Linked DNA regions of Homo sapiens: region 1 is linked to region 2. The links are chromatin loops, found by intact Hi-C in ENCODE. Cell type or tissue: dorsolateral prefrontal cortex. All regions are shown on one strand. Links, peaks and the distances in the headings refer to the core of each region. The heading gives the core; the rest is flanking DNA.

Region 1 (6,020 bases), core at 365-5,364, 390 kb after region 2:
CCCAGCCATGCTGCCCTTTGCTTCCACAGAGTATCCAGATGAAGGGCATATAGTTTGGAAAAGCTTATTCAATGTGAAAACTTTATATTTAGAGATGAAAAAACACATCTTGCTTTTAAAATGCAAACTTCACGAGGTAAAGCTCAATACAATTTTCTTGGCCTGGTAGCTCAAAGAAGGTGTGAGGGATTCTCCAGGGGAGGGGCACGTATGTGGAAGAGGCCTTCAGAGCTGGGCTATTGGATTTTGCCCAAGAACAGTGGAACTCAGAAAATGCAAATAATGGCATCAAAAGAGTGCATTGATATTTAAAGCACAAAAATGAGAAGTCCTCCTTCTTACCTTTTGGAAAAAGCCAAATGGCTCTCTTCCTTCTAATTGCGCCTCCAGCTTGGCCTGAGTTTATTTCAAGCCTGGGCCTGCCCTCGGGCCAGTGATGGAGATTCAGGAGTGACAGGCCCAGGGGCTAGGCAGGGGCCTCCTGGACCAGCCCTTTGGGGCACCACACTTCAAAGTCCTTCCTGCCTGCCAAGGGCGCTTGTTGTGACTCATCTGAGGGACAAAGCACGCTGTCTGCCACAGCTAGCTGCCCGAGAGCTAACTATGCTTTCTCCTGACTGCCCCTCCCTACCCCTAAATCAGAGGCTCTGACAGAGCAGTAAGATTTATCAGAAGGCTCATGGCTTGGGAAGCCAGCAGGATGCCCTCTGCAGACGCTCTAATCCCACTCACAGGTGATGGGGTGTTTCCATCCTCACCAGCTTTGCTGCTCCACTGTGTCTATCATCTGCCAGCATTGAGTGTATTGGGCCTCTGTTTTGTGCCAGTCACTTGGTACACATAAATTCCCCTGCAACCACAAGCCTGATTACCATTTCCAGAGCCGTGGACTCTGGACTGGTCCAGGGCCACCCAGTCAATCAAGAGCAATGAGAGTCTGAATGTAGGTGCCGCCTCCGCGGCACGTGTGTTGCTGCTGCTTACCTGACTTGCTCCTAGAGCGTGAAAGCTCCTGGGGGCTCTGAATAATTGCCCTGGAGTGACTTTGTGTCTGGGATGGGCCTGTCACTCAACTGAGCTCCCACTCTTACCTGTGAAGTCTGGAGTGATTCTAATGATCTAGCCCCCATTCTACCACTCAAGGACTTCGATTCAAAATCCAAGACACAAGCAAAAAGCCAAACAAAACAAAACCCAATACCTGTTTACTCTTCTTGATGGATAACACTCCACAGTCCCCAGAGTTTAAGTGTGGAAGCAAGTGTGGTTTAGCACAGGGGTTCTCCACTTGGATCCACTGATGATCTTTAGAGTGTGGCTTGTGAATACCTTGCAATTCTAAGCACAATGTTGTACATATGTGCATGGATGTCTCTTTCTGGGGCAAGTCCAAAGCTTTCATCAGATATGAAAACAGGTTGGTGAACCCCAAATATAAACTATTTAGAAGTTAGTTTAGAACTACTAACAGGCTAAACAGTTTGAGAGACAGATGTGTGGCCCAGAAGTATCCAGACCAAGAAAGAGCTGAGACAGTGCAGCAGCCTGCCCTGGGCCTCCAGCCTGGACTCCAAGTGACCAGATTCCTGGGTTTGGGATCCTTCAACAGTTTGGTTTTATGAAGTGTTCACGTACTTCTGAATGGTGTGGCTCGGCCAGGCTTGGCCCCATGCCTTTAGAAAACCGCTAATGAAACATTAAATAGTTGGAGAGGCCTAGCTTCATGCCAGAGCTCTTGGCCAAGAGGCGCCTGCTGTGTGGCCATAGGCCAGGGGCTGCTGGGTCCCCAGAAAATGTAATAGGTGGTGACAAGGCAAGTCCTGGTGACAACAACTCACCCTGTTCACAAGGGCCCTAAGTTTTGGGATCCTCAGCTGGTGTTTTGGAGGACCACAGGCCTGGGCAACAAGCCACTGCTTAGCTGAATCAAAGCTCAGCACATTCCCCAGGCCAGAGGCCACAGACCGAGTTAAGCCTGACCTGAACCACTTGGGCAGCCGGATCGCCTTTCTGCCCCCAACCACAGAAAGAGAAAAATCATCCCTCTTCTTCTTGGGCAGGCCTCTTCGTCCCCTTGACTCGGACACCGAAAGGGAGCAGAAACAGCTTTGCTAGTGTTGCATGCAGAGACAATCAGGCTGCAAAAATATTTCCATGTTTCCCAGAGTGCTTTCTCTCTTCACCTCTTTCTGTTGCTCCCCAACTCAGAAGGCTTGAACAGATGTGTGTCACTGAAAGATACACAACTTGGCACAGATAGAACCCCAGGAAATAACCCAGCACCCTAAAAGACCATCAGAGTGTCAGACCCAGGGGCTGAGACTGTACAAAAGACACCACGCACACACACTTCCTGGTCAGCTGAACTGTTTCAGCAGGCCAGGGACAGCCCCTGCTGAGGTTCAACACCAGGAGTGCAGACCATGGGGACGGGCACCAGGCTCCAGTGAGGTAGACTGGAATCTACTCACTGTGAGATCTTGACAAATTAATCCCTCTGAACACTGGGGACCCTAGTACCGGATCCTGGCTTGTAAAGATTAAATAAGATGACGTGTGTTTGTGCCTAGCACCTTCTAATTTCTCAACCAAAGGCAGATAATGGTATGAGCAACTACTCATGTGGCTCAGATCTGTGCTAATGTCAATGCAAAAGAGAAAGTCGGGGGTTCGGCTACCTTTTCTCAGATCATAGGGTTCAGGGATGCACATAGAGGTGCTGCGTTGAAAGGAATACATGGGAAGCCTCAGACTGGAAAAAGGAAACAGCTCTAGCCTGGAAAATCTGGTTTCTCCTGGATGGTTCCAGCAGCCAGCCACTTGGCTCTTCCAGAGGCTCAGAGGGACCCGACTTGCTTTCCCTGTAACTACAGCCTCTGGCCACTGGGGGCGCACTGAGTCCCTCTGTCTTCAGGGTCATGAAAAAAAAAGCCCCTTTCCCTTTATTCAGTTAAAATAAGGCTGGTCACTTTGAGAGGCCAAGGTGGATGGATCACATGAGGCCAGGAGTTCGAGACCAGCCTGGTCAACATGGCAAAACCCCATCTTTACTAAAAATACAAGAATTAGCTGAGCATGGTGGTGCACACCTGTGTTTCCAGCTACTTGGGAGGCTGAGGCAGGGGAATCTCTTCAACCAAGAAGGCGGAGGTTGCAATGAGCTGAGATCATGTCATTGCACTTCAGCCTGGGCAACAAAGCAAGACTCTGTCTCAAATATTTAAAAAAAAAAAAAAAAAAAGCTAGAGAAAAGAAAAGAAGGCTGGAGTGCAGGCACAGTGCTTCCTGCCTGTAGTCCCAGCTACTCTGGAGGCTGAGGCAGGAAATCATTTGAGCCTGGGAGGTCGAGGCTGCAGTGAGCTATGACTGTGCTACTACACTCCAGCCTGGGCAACAGAGTGAGATCCTGTCTCTATTAAAATAAGTAAATAAATAAATAAATAAGGCTGGGAATTTTCAAATGAAAATTTCACTAGGAAACTAAGTGAAATAAACAAAAACTTAGACAAGTTGACAGTGAAGAATTTGGATCCTAATTGAACTTAAGTCTAGCCTTACACTGGCTTTGCAGATACAGCTTATGGTACATCTGGCCAAGTTAGAGATGGGAAACCAAACCACTCCAATTTCTTACCCGAGACTCACTGGGTTGGTACTACTTCTTGTGTTTTCTCCAAACGTGGGCTCTAGCTCCTGATCCTGATAGCCCTGGATAAGGAAGACTCTTCCTGACAGAGGTGTCCACTGCCCATCCCTCTACACCTGGGGCCCTTCCTACTTGATGCCATTCTTGTCACCAATGCACTTCTGAAGACCCCTTTGGATGGGCCCAGAGAGGAGGCCTTCCAGAACCCCATCCAGGGTTTTACAGTCTGAAAACACTTTACATTCACAAACTCAGTAAATGCGATGACATCGTTTCCACTAAGGAGAGAAGGTGGCCATTCTCTCCAGACAGCAGGGGATTTTATAATTAAGTAAAATATTTAATATTTAAAGGTATACTTGCAGGGGAAGGTGGCTCAAATTTATTCTACATCTTCCCTTGAAAATCAAGCATGAAGAAATGGAGAAATTTTTATTTATTAGTCACTCTTATCTTTTCAAGCTCTTGGATTATAAAGCCTGCGTTTATCATGGCTGTGTCCAAGTTTCTCCTGTGGGCCAGGGACCAGCTCCTGCGTCCATACCAGAGAGAAGCCACATCAGGAGTAGGAGGAGGGCCATGTGGGAGTGCAGACGACAGGCCTCCGCCTGGCCCGTGCTGGTTCACCCTGGCACCTTGGAAAATTGTGGAGCTTCTTCTCCAGTGTCCCTCCTTTTCCTTTTTTTTTTTTTTTTGTTTAGAGACAGGGTCTTGCTCTGTTGCCCAGGCTGCAGTGCAGTGGCACAATCATAGCTCACTGCAGCCTCGACCTCCTAGGCTCAAGAGATCCTCCTGCTTTAGCCTGTAGCTGGGACTACAGGCCCATGACACAGGTAATTTTTATATTAATTTTTGTAGACATGTAGAGATGGGATCTGGCTATGTTGCCCGGGCTGGTCTTGAACTCCTAGCCTCCCATGATCCTCCCACCTTAGCCTCCCAAAGTGCTGGAATTACAGGAGTGAGCCTCCACGACCAATCCCCAGTGTCCCTTTTCAGCCTAATTCAGAGATGTAAACCCTTTCCTGAGTTTTACTTCCCTAAAATAAGAAATTTTGATCTTATAACCTTCTTAGTAAGAAAACGAGTACCTGCCAAGGATTTAAACCAGAGAGAATAGAGAAGCAGCATCTACAGAACCTTTGTGTTAGGCATTTGATAAACATCATTTCATCTCTGCAACAACCTGCACAGTAAGTATTTTTATCCTCTTTTGCAGACTAGAAACAGAGGCTCGGAGAAGTTCTATGGCTTGCCCTCAGCTATATAGCTAGCAAGGAGTGGGGGTAAGCTTTCGGCTGTCAGGCCACACTTGCCCAAAGTTACACAGCTAGTGGATGGCAGAGCCAGAAAATGAGAAGGATTCCACAGTCAGAAGCGTGTACTCTAGCCTCACTAATGGATGCCACAGTCTTCACTGGAGCAGGAGATGGTGGAGGGCCAGCCAGCAGGGTTTGAATCCATGGTCCAGGCCTAGAGCTAGCAGTCATTCACATGCCACTCACCCCTTCTCTGCTTGGCTGGTGATCAGTTAGAGGCCTCCTCAGCCCAGCCTGCATTTTCTGCTTGGTTTGCAGTTTGCTAGGCGGCTTCTATGGTAAGACAGTGGTCTGGAGGCCTTGCCCCTCCTAGTGAGCCCAGGTTTCCATGGGAGATGAAGCTGCAGCCTTAGCTTCCAGCTACGAGGCAGGACAGTGCACTTTCAAGGGCTGTTGACTCCGGAGCAGCTCCCAGGGTGAGGTCTGGCTGAGGGGCATGTGTTTGTACAGGGGCTTGAAGTGCACGACAGTACTTTGCTGTGCTAATACTAGAGGGTTAACAGTAGTCAACAGTCTACACAAGGTAAGGACACAGGGTTCTTACGGACACAAGGATTGGTCCAGGAATTTCAGCCAAATAGCAAAGCCCAGATGGACATAAAGAAAAGCTCCCTAGCTGCCATACTTCTGCTGAACTCATCCATGAACACATCCATGTGCGATGGGGCCAGCCCTGAGAACATTCTGCCAACATGCTCTCCTCCCCCAGGTAAAGGCCACAGGAAAAGTTCTCAGGTACAATCCTCTGCCTCCCACCTGGGCATCAGCAACATTCCTCCAGCCCAAGTTCAGGTCCCGCTGTATGCAGAATAATGCAAAGGACCTTTTTAAACCCAGGTATCTTGGAGACACCAAATCACCCCATGACAAATCCCCTCTAAAGAATAATAAGGAAAATAGCTCAGGGAGGAATGAAAAGTGTGCTTTGAGCTTGGGCCCAGACACAACGGTTTCTCAGAAACCCACCCCCGGCTGATGGATGCATGCGAGGGGCTGGCAAATCAGATGCTTTTTCTTCCCAGCAGCTGACAAGGTCTGCTTAGGTGCCCAGACAG
Region 2 (6,020 bases), core at 318-5,317:
CTCCACCTCCTGGATTCAAGTGATTCTCCTGCCTCAGCCTCCCAAGTAGCTGGGATTACAGGTGCTCGCCACCACGCCCGGCTAATTTTTGTGTTTTTGGTAGAGATGGGGTTTCACCATGTTGGGTTGGCTGGTCTCAAACTCCTGGCCTCAAGCGATCAGCCCGCCTCAGCCTCCCACAGTGTTGGGATTACAGGCGTGAGCCACTATGCCTGGCCAGTAATTGCTTTTTATGAAGAGAGACTAACTTGGCATTTTTGTCCAGAAGATGAAACTCAATAATTGTTCACGTTAAAAAATATATATATGTGTATATATATATATGTGTATATATATGTGTATATATATGTGTATATATATATGTGTATATATATGTGTATATATATATGTGTGTGTATATATATATATATATATATAACATTTGGGTCTTGCTTTTTGATTTACTAATGTGACAAAATAACTACATTCTAATGAAAATCAAGTTTGATATGTTTGTTTTGAAAGTAGTGTTGGAAGAGTTGTTGGGGTTTTTTTTTCATCAGTAATACTGGTTACTTTGAACAAATAAATAAAAGATTTCTGTAGTTACTTCCTTTATTAGAAAAGAACATTTGATACCATGGTGTATTATTTCTTCTGCATTAAAGAACAGCTTTTCTATATGTTGGGGGAAATTTTCAGTCATTACTCCATTACTCCATCAGAACTTGTGTTTTTTTTTTTTTTTTTGAGACAGAGTTTCGCTTTTGTTGCCCAGGCTGAAGTGCAATGGCGTGATCTCGGCTCATTGCAACCTCTGCCTCCTGGGTTCAAGCAATTCTCCTGCCTCAGCCTCCCAAGTAGCTGGGGTTACAGGCATGTGCCACCATGCCCAGCTAATTTTTGTATTTTTAGTAGAGATGAGGTTTCCCCATGTTGGTCAGGCTGGTCTTGAACTCCTCACCTCAGGTGATCCGCCCGCCTCGGCCTCCCAAAGTGTTGGGATTACAGGCATGAGCCCCTGCACCTGGCCAAACTTGTTTTCTTATAAGCCTAAGGACCATCTAGATTTTTATTTATTTATTTATTTATTTTGTGTGTGTATACATAAAATGCACATGTAAATGTTTTCTTAAAAAAAATTCACCGAAACAAAAGCCACAGGCAAACCCATGTTTTTGAGATGCCATTATTCTAAGCAAGCTACGAGATGATCACTTCAAGTTAAAGTGAAAAGCTTCCTGAAGCCATACATTTCAAGGGAAATAAGTAATTCTACTTAATAGGACAATTTAAATCGGCTAATTTTAAAGCATCTATGTCTATAAATGAAGTGGTTTGTTTGCAAAATTCCTAAATGGAAAAATTTTATCACTGCCATCACTGGAGGTTTCCCCATCCAGATGAGGAAACAAGACACATCCCGGTGTGTTTTAATTAGCTAAACAAAACTGAGTTAAGTGAACATGTGACAGTTTCTCCAGTGGGCCATTCCTTAAAAACATTTTGAAATCTCTGTTGCTATATTGACTTAAAGTCATGATTCATGGAATATGTAAGACTTGGCTCATAGAAACCTAGTGAGATGGTTAGAGGTATTGGCAGTCTAGGACCTGCTGCCATAAATGTGTGAACAACCTTTGGTAATCTCAACTATTGACCTGTATGTTTCTTCTTTACCCCAATGTAGAGATTCAGTCAGGCTGGTGGGAAAAATATTAGGGATTGTTATAGAGATAGACAGAAATCTTCTTGGAAGGCCGAGAAGTTTGCATAATTTTGGTAATAGATCTGGCTAAAGGCAGCCTGGTCCCTTTACCTTTAGTTAAATAGATTAAAGTAGTAACAAAAGAATGTGGGGAAGTTATCTAGCTAGCTTGTTTACTCATATGGTCTTAAGATTAACCTTTGATGTACGGTGGGTGCTTAAGTGCTTTCTACTTGGGAAGTCCACAATGTCAATTACCCTCTAGTGGTATTGACTCAAGTCTTTTGTCAATAAATCTTTACCAATAAATGTGAGTCTCACTAGCTGGTCAGGGCTGAGTCGCAACTGTTTACAGGACTCTGCTGGAGTCTGTAAGCGGCTCGGAGACACTCAGCTGGACTGGCAAAGCAGAATATCTGAGTGTCAGTGTACTTCATTCATCTGTCACTGGGTCAGAGGTCTGCAAAGGACAGACCCCCTGCAGCTGGTGTCCCCGTGTGAGGAGTGCTACCACACCCCGACTCATTCCTTACATGTAGACTATTTTCTTTACTGGTTCAGCAAAAGCCAGGAAAAACAACTCTGTAGCAAGCAGAATGTTATTCGACTATATATTGTTTAATTTATTGTAAATACTGGTGAACAGTGGTCAATAAATAGTTTTATATTCCTTCAAAAAGAAAGAAAGAGCTTGCAGGGTGTGCATAGGTTGTCTGCAAACGCTGTGCCATTCTGTATCAGGGGCTTGAGCACCTGTGATGTTAGTATCTTCAAGGGAGGGTCCTGGAGCCAGTCCCCCACGTATACTGCGGACTGACTGTATTTGGATTTTGACAGAAGGCTGAGAAACCCAGAATGTCAGAGACAACCTCCCAGCCGTAGAAAGCCGAGTTAATATCAGGAGAAGCCAGTGGTTAAATTCACAGTCTTTTTACACACAAGAGCAAAACAAATTTTACAACAATGGTGGAAAAAACTCAGTGATCGCTCACTGAAGTGAATTAAAGGTGCAGTGATAGTTACAACATGGCAACCGCATATATTGACAAGCGAGATCTCATCCAAGAGTATAGGGTTTGATGGGGGGAGCGAGAGCCTCTCTGAGGATGCATCCTCCTTTGAAAGCACTCACCTCGCCCCTGCGTCCACGAACGTGGGAAAAGTGTGGGAGATGGCAGAGTCTCAGCAACCCCTCAATCCAGTTTGTCTCTTAGACAGCATCCATATCCCCCATCCTCCATCAGCTCCTTTTCCAGCTTCCCGATCCTGCAGTTGTTTTTGTACAGCGGAGAGGGAAGTGTCTGTGCTTAGGACAATGCTTCACATTGCCAGGAGAGGGCAGCAGATCACGCTCCCGTTCCCCGCGCTACCTCGGCGCTGTCCGGGATTCCGGTCAATTTTCAAGGGTCGTTGAGTGCTCATGGGAGCCAGGCTCTGTGCCAGGCACTGGGAGCGCAAAGCCAACTGAGATACGGGGCCCTACTTTGCAGGAGGCTGTGGTCTAAGAGGGCGAGGCAGCCATGGAAACATACAGGACCAGCGGGGCGAGGCGCTGGGGCAGAAGGCTCTTCAGGGGAGTGTGGGGTTCCCAGGAGGGGTATCAGAAAACACTCAGCAGAGGCCAGTCGCAGTGGCTCACGCCTGTAATCCCAGCACTTTGGGAGGCCGAGGCCGGCGGATCACTTGAGGTAAGGAGTTCGAGATCAGTTTGGCCAACATGGTGAAACCCCGTAGCTACTAAAAATACAAAGATTAGCTGGATGTGGTGGCTGGTGCCTACAGGCTGCTCGGGAGGCTGAGGCACGAGAATCACTTGAATCCTGGAGGCAGAGGTTGCAGTGAGCTGAGATCGCGCCACTGCACTCCAGCCTGAGTGACAGAGCTAGACTCTGTCTGAAAACAATCAATCAAACAAACTATACCCCACACAGCCAGCAGGAAGAGGTGCTTGAGCTGAGTCTTGGAAGCGGGTAGGTTTTTCCGGTTCCTAGGCCAGGCAGGGCACCCCAGGCAGGGGAGTCGGGGCTGAGTGTGATGCTACAGGGTGCGCTCAGGTTTGAACACAGAGCACTGGGGGCAGGAGGAGGATCTCAGAAAGGGGGAGGATCACGGAGGGCTGTCCTCCTTGGCCATGCTAAGACCTGAGACCTCCTGGGCTCAGGCCATCCTCCTGCCTCAGCCTACGGAATAGCTGGGACTACAGGCGTGTGTCACCATGCCCAACAAATTTCTCAATTATTTGGAAAGATGGGGTCTCCCTATGTTGCCAAGGCTGGTCTCAAACTACTAGGCTCAAGTGACCCTCCTGCCTCAGCCTCCCAAAGTGCTGAGATTGATGATGTGAACCACCACACTGGTCCAGTTCAATGATTTTTAGTATATTTGGTATATTTACAGAATTGTGCAACCATCACCAAAATCTACTTCTGGAACATTCTATCATCCCAGAAAGAAACTTGTGCCCATCAGAGTTACTTTTCATTCTCATCCCCAGCCCTAGGCAACAAGTTGTCTACTTTCTGTCTCTATATTAGGCTGTTCTGGATATTTCATATAAACTGAATCAGGCAATGTGAGTTCTTTTGCATCTGGCTTCTTTCATGAAGCATTGCATTGTTGAGGTTGATCAATGTAGTAGCATGCACCAGAACTTCCTTTTGATTGCTGAACAGTATTCCATTGTATGTTCCATGTTTTAATCCCTTTGCCCGTTGATGGGCATTTGGGTTGTCTTGACCTTTTGGTTCTTGTGAATGGTGCTGCCATGAACATTCACATACAAGCCTTTGTGTGGACATACATTTTCATCTTCCCTGGGTACATACTTAGAAGTGAAGTTGCTGGGTTTAAGGCAATTCTGTTTTTAACATTTTGAGAAACTGTCATACTATCTTCCAAAAAAGTGGCTGCACCATTTTATTTGTTTATTTATTTATTTAGAGGCGGAGTTTCACTCTTGTTGCCCAGGCTGGAGTGCAATGGTGCAATCTCGGCTCAGTGCAACCTCTGCCTCCCGGATTCAAGTGATTCTCCTGCCTCAGCCTCCCAAGTGGCTGGGATTACAGGCATGTGCCACTGCACCCGGCTAATTTTGTATTTTTTTATGGTGAAAAGATATACATATATTTAGAATTAGCCAGCTGGACTCAGTTTAGATGATCCCAATTTTGTTGGCAACATCCAAAGCATCATAATCAGGAGATGGCTGAACATACGCCTTCTTCTCTCCATCAGGCCGAATCAGGGTGTTGAATTGGGCCACGTCAATGTTATAGAGCTTCTTCACAGCCTGTTTGATTTGGTGCTTGTTGGCTTTAACGTCCTTAATGAACACAAGCATGTTGTTGTTGTCTTCTATCTTCTTCATGGCCGGCTCAGTGGTCAGCAGAAACTTAATGACAGCATAGTGGTCAAGCTCATTTCTCCTGGGGGTGCTCTTCCGAGGATCTTTGGGTTGCCTCTGGAGTCGCAGTGTCTTGGGCCACTGGAAGGTTGGTGACATGTAGATCTTCTGTTTTTTGTGGCTGTGGACACCTTTCAACACTGCCTTCTTGGCCTTCAAAGCCTTGGCTTTGGCTTTAGGAGTGGCAGGAGCTTCCTTCTCTGCTTTCAGTGCCATCTTGTGAAAAAGTAATTTTGTATTTTTAGTAGAGACAGGGTTTCACCATGTTGGTCAGGCTGGTCTCAAACTCCTGACCCAGGCTGGTCTCGAACTCTTGATCCACCCACCTCGGTCTCCCAAAGTGCTGGGATTACAGGTGTGAGCCATTGCGCCCAGCCTGCACCATTTTGTATTTTCACTGGCAGTGTATGAGGATTTTGATTTCTCCACATCCTCTCCAACACTCGCTGTTATCTGCTGATTGGTTATAGTCGTTCTAGTGGGTGTGAAGTGACATCTCATTGTGGATCAATTTACATTTTCCTAGTGACTAGAGATGTTGAGCGCTTTTTAATGTGCTTATTGGACATTCATGTATGTTCTTAGGCCAGGCACAGTGGCTCACGTCAGCACTTGGGAGGCCAAGGAGAGCGGGTCGTGAAGCTAGGAGTTTGAGACCAGCCTGACCAACATGATGAAGTGTTGGGAACAGGCCCCAAAATCTGGCCATAAACTGGCCCCAGAACTGGCCATAAACAAAATCTCTGCAGCACTGTGACATATTTGTGATGGCCATGAGGCCCACGCTGGAAGGTTGTGGGTTTACTGGAATGAGATTTTATCCATTTTAATGGGTTACTAGCTGCTAATCTGTCTGCAGCTACTTCAAGCACTCCAGTTCCTGGCACTAAGGTCAGGTGTGCCTGGCATGCTTTAAATATTTGTCCTTTT

What was found. A loop is a pair of places that touch in the nucleus more often than their neighbours do. Peaks named below come from ENCODE experiments on the same cell type or tissue, not always from the same donor. Only the 100,000 strongest peaks of a DNase experiment are listed, where the experiment ranks them.
Region 1: a loop joins it to region 2, with 11 times the contacts of the local background. A loop is called at or near these places in 1 of 110 quality-filtered maps.

What each region holds. Positions count from the first base shown.
Region 1 is chr12:2,392,431-2,398,450 of GRCh38, reverse strand. The region is part of intron 3 of CACNA1C (calcium voltage-gated channel subunit alpha1 C); the gene reads right to left. Among named protein-coding and RNA genes, the nearest start is that of CACNA1C-IT3, 130 kb to the right of the region's middle. In dorsolateral prefrontal cortex, for the core only: a CTCF peak has its summit at 2,882; a DNase peak (open chromatin) is centred at 2,886.
Region 2 is chr12:2,781,190-2,787,209 of GRCh38, reverse strand. The region is part of intron 2 of ITFG2-AS1 (ITFG2 antisense RNA 1); the gene reads left to right. It also overlaps the pseudogene RPL23AP14. Among named protein-coding and RNA genes, the nearest start is that of FKBP4, 11 kb to the left of the region's middle. RefSeq lists an enhancer at 3,282-3,783. In dorsolateral prefrontal cortex, for the core only: CTCF peaks have their summits at 2,799 and 3,006 (motif pointing right); a DNase peak (open chromatin) is centred at 3,049; H3K4me3 peaks cover 1,689 bases; H3K27ac peaks cover 1,365 bases.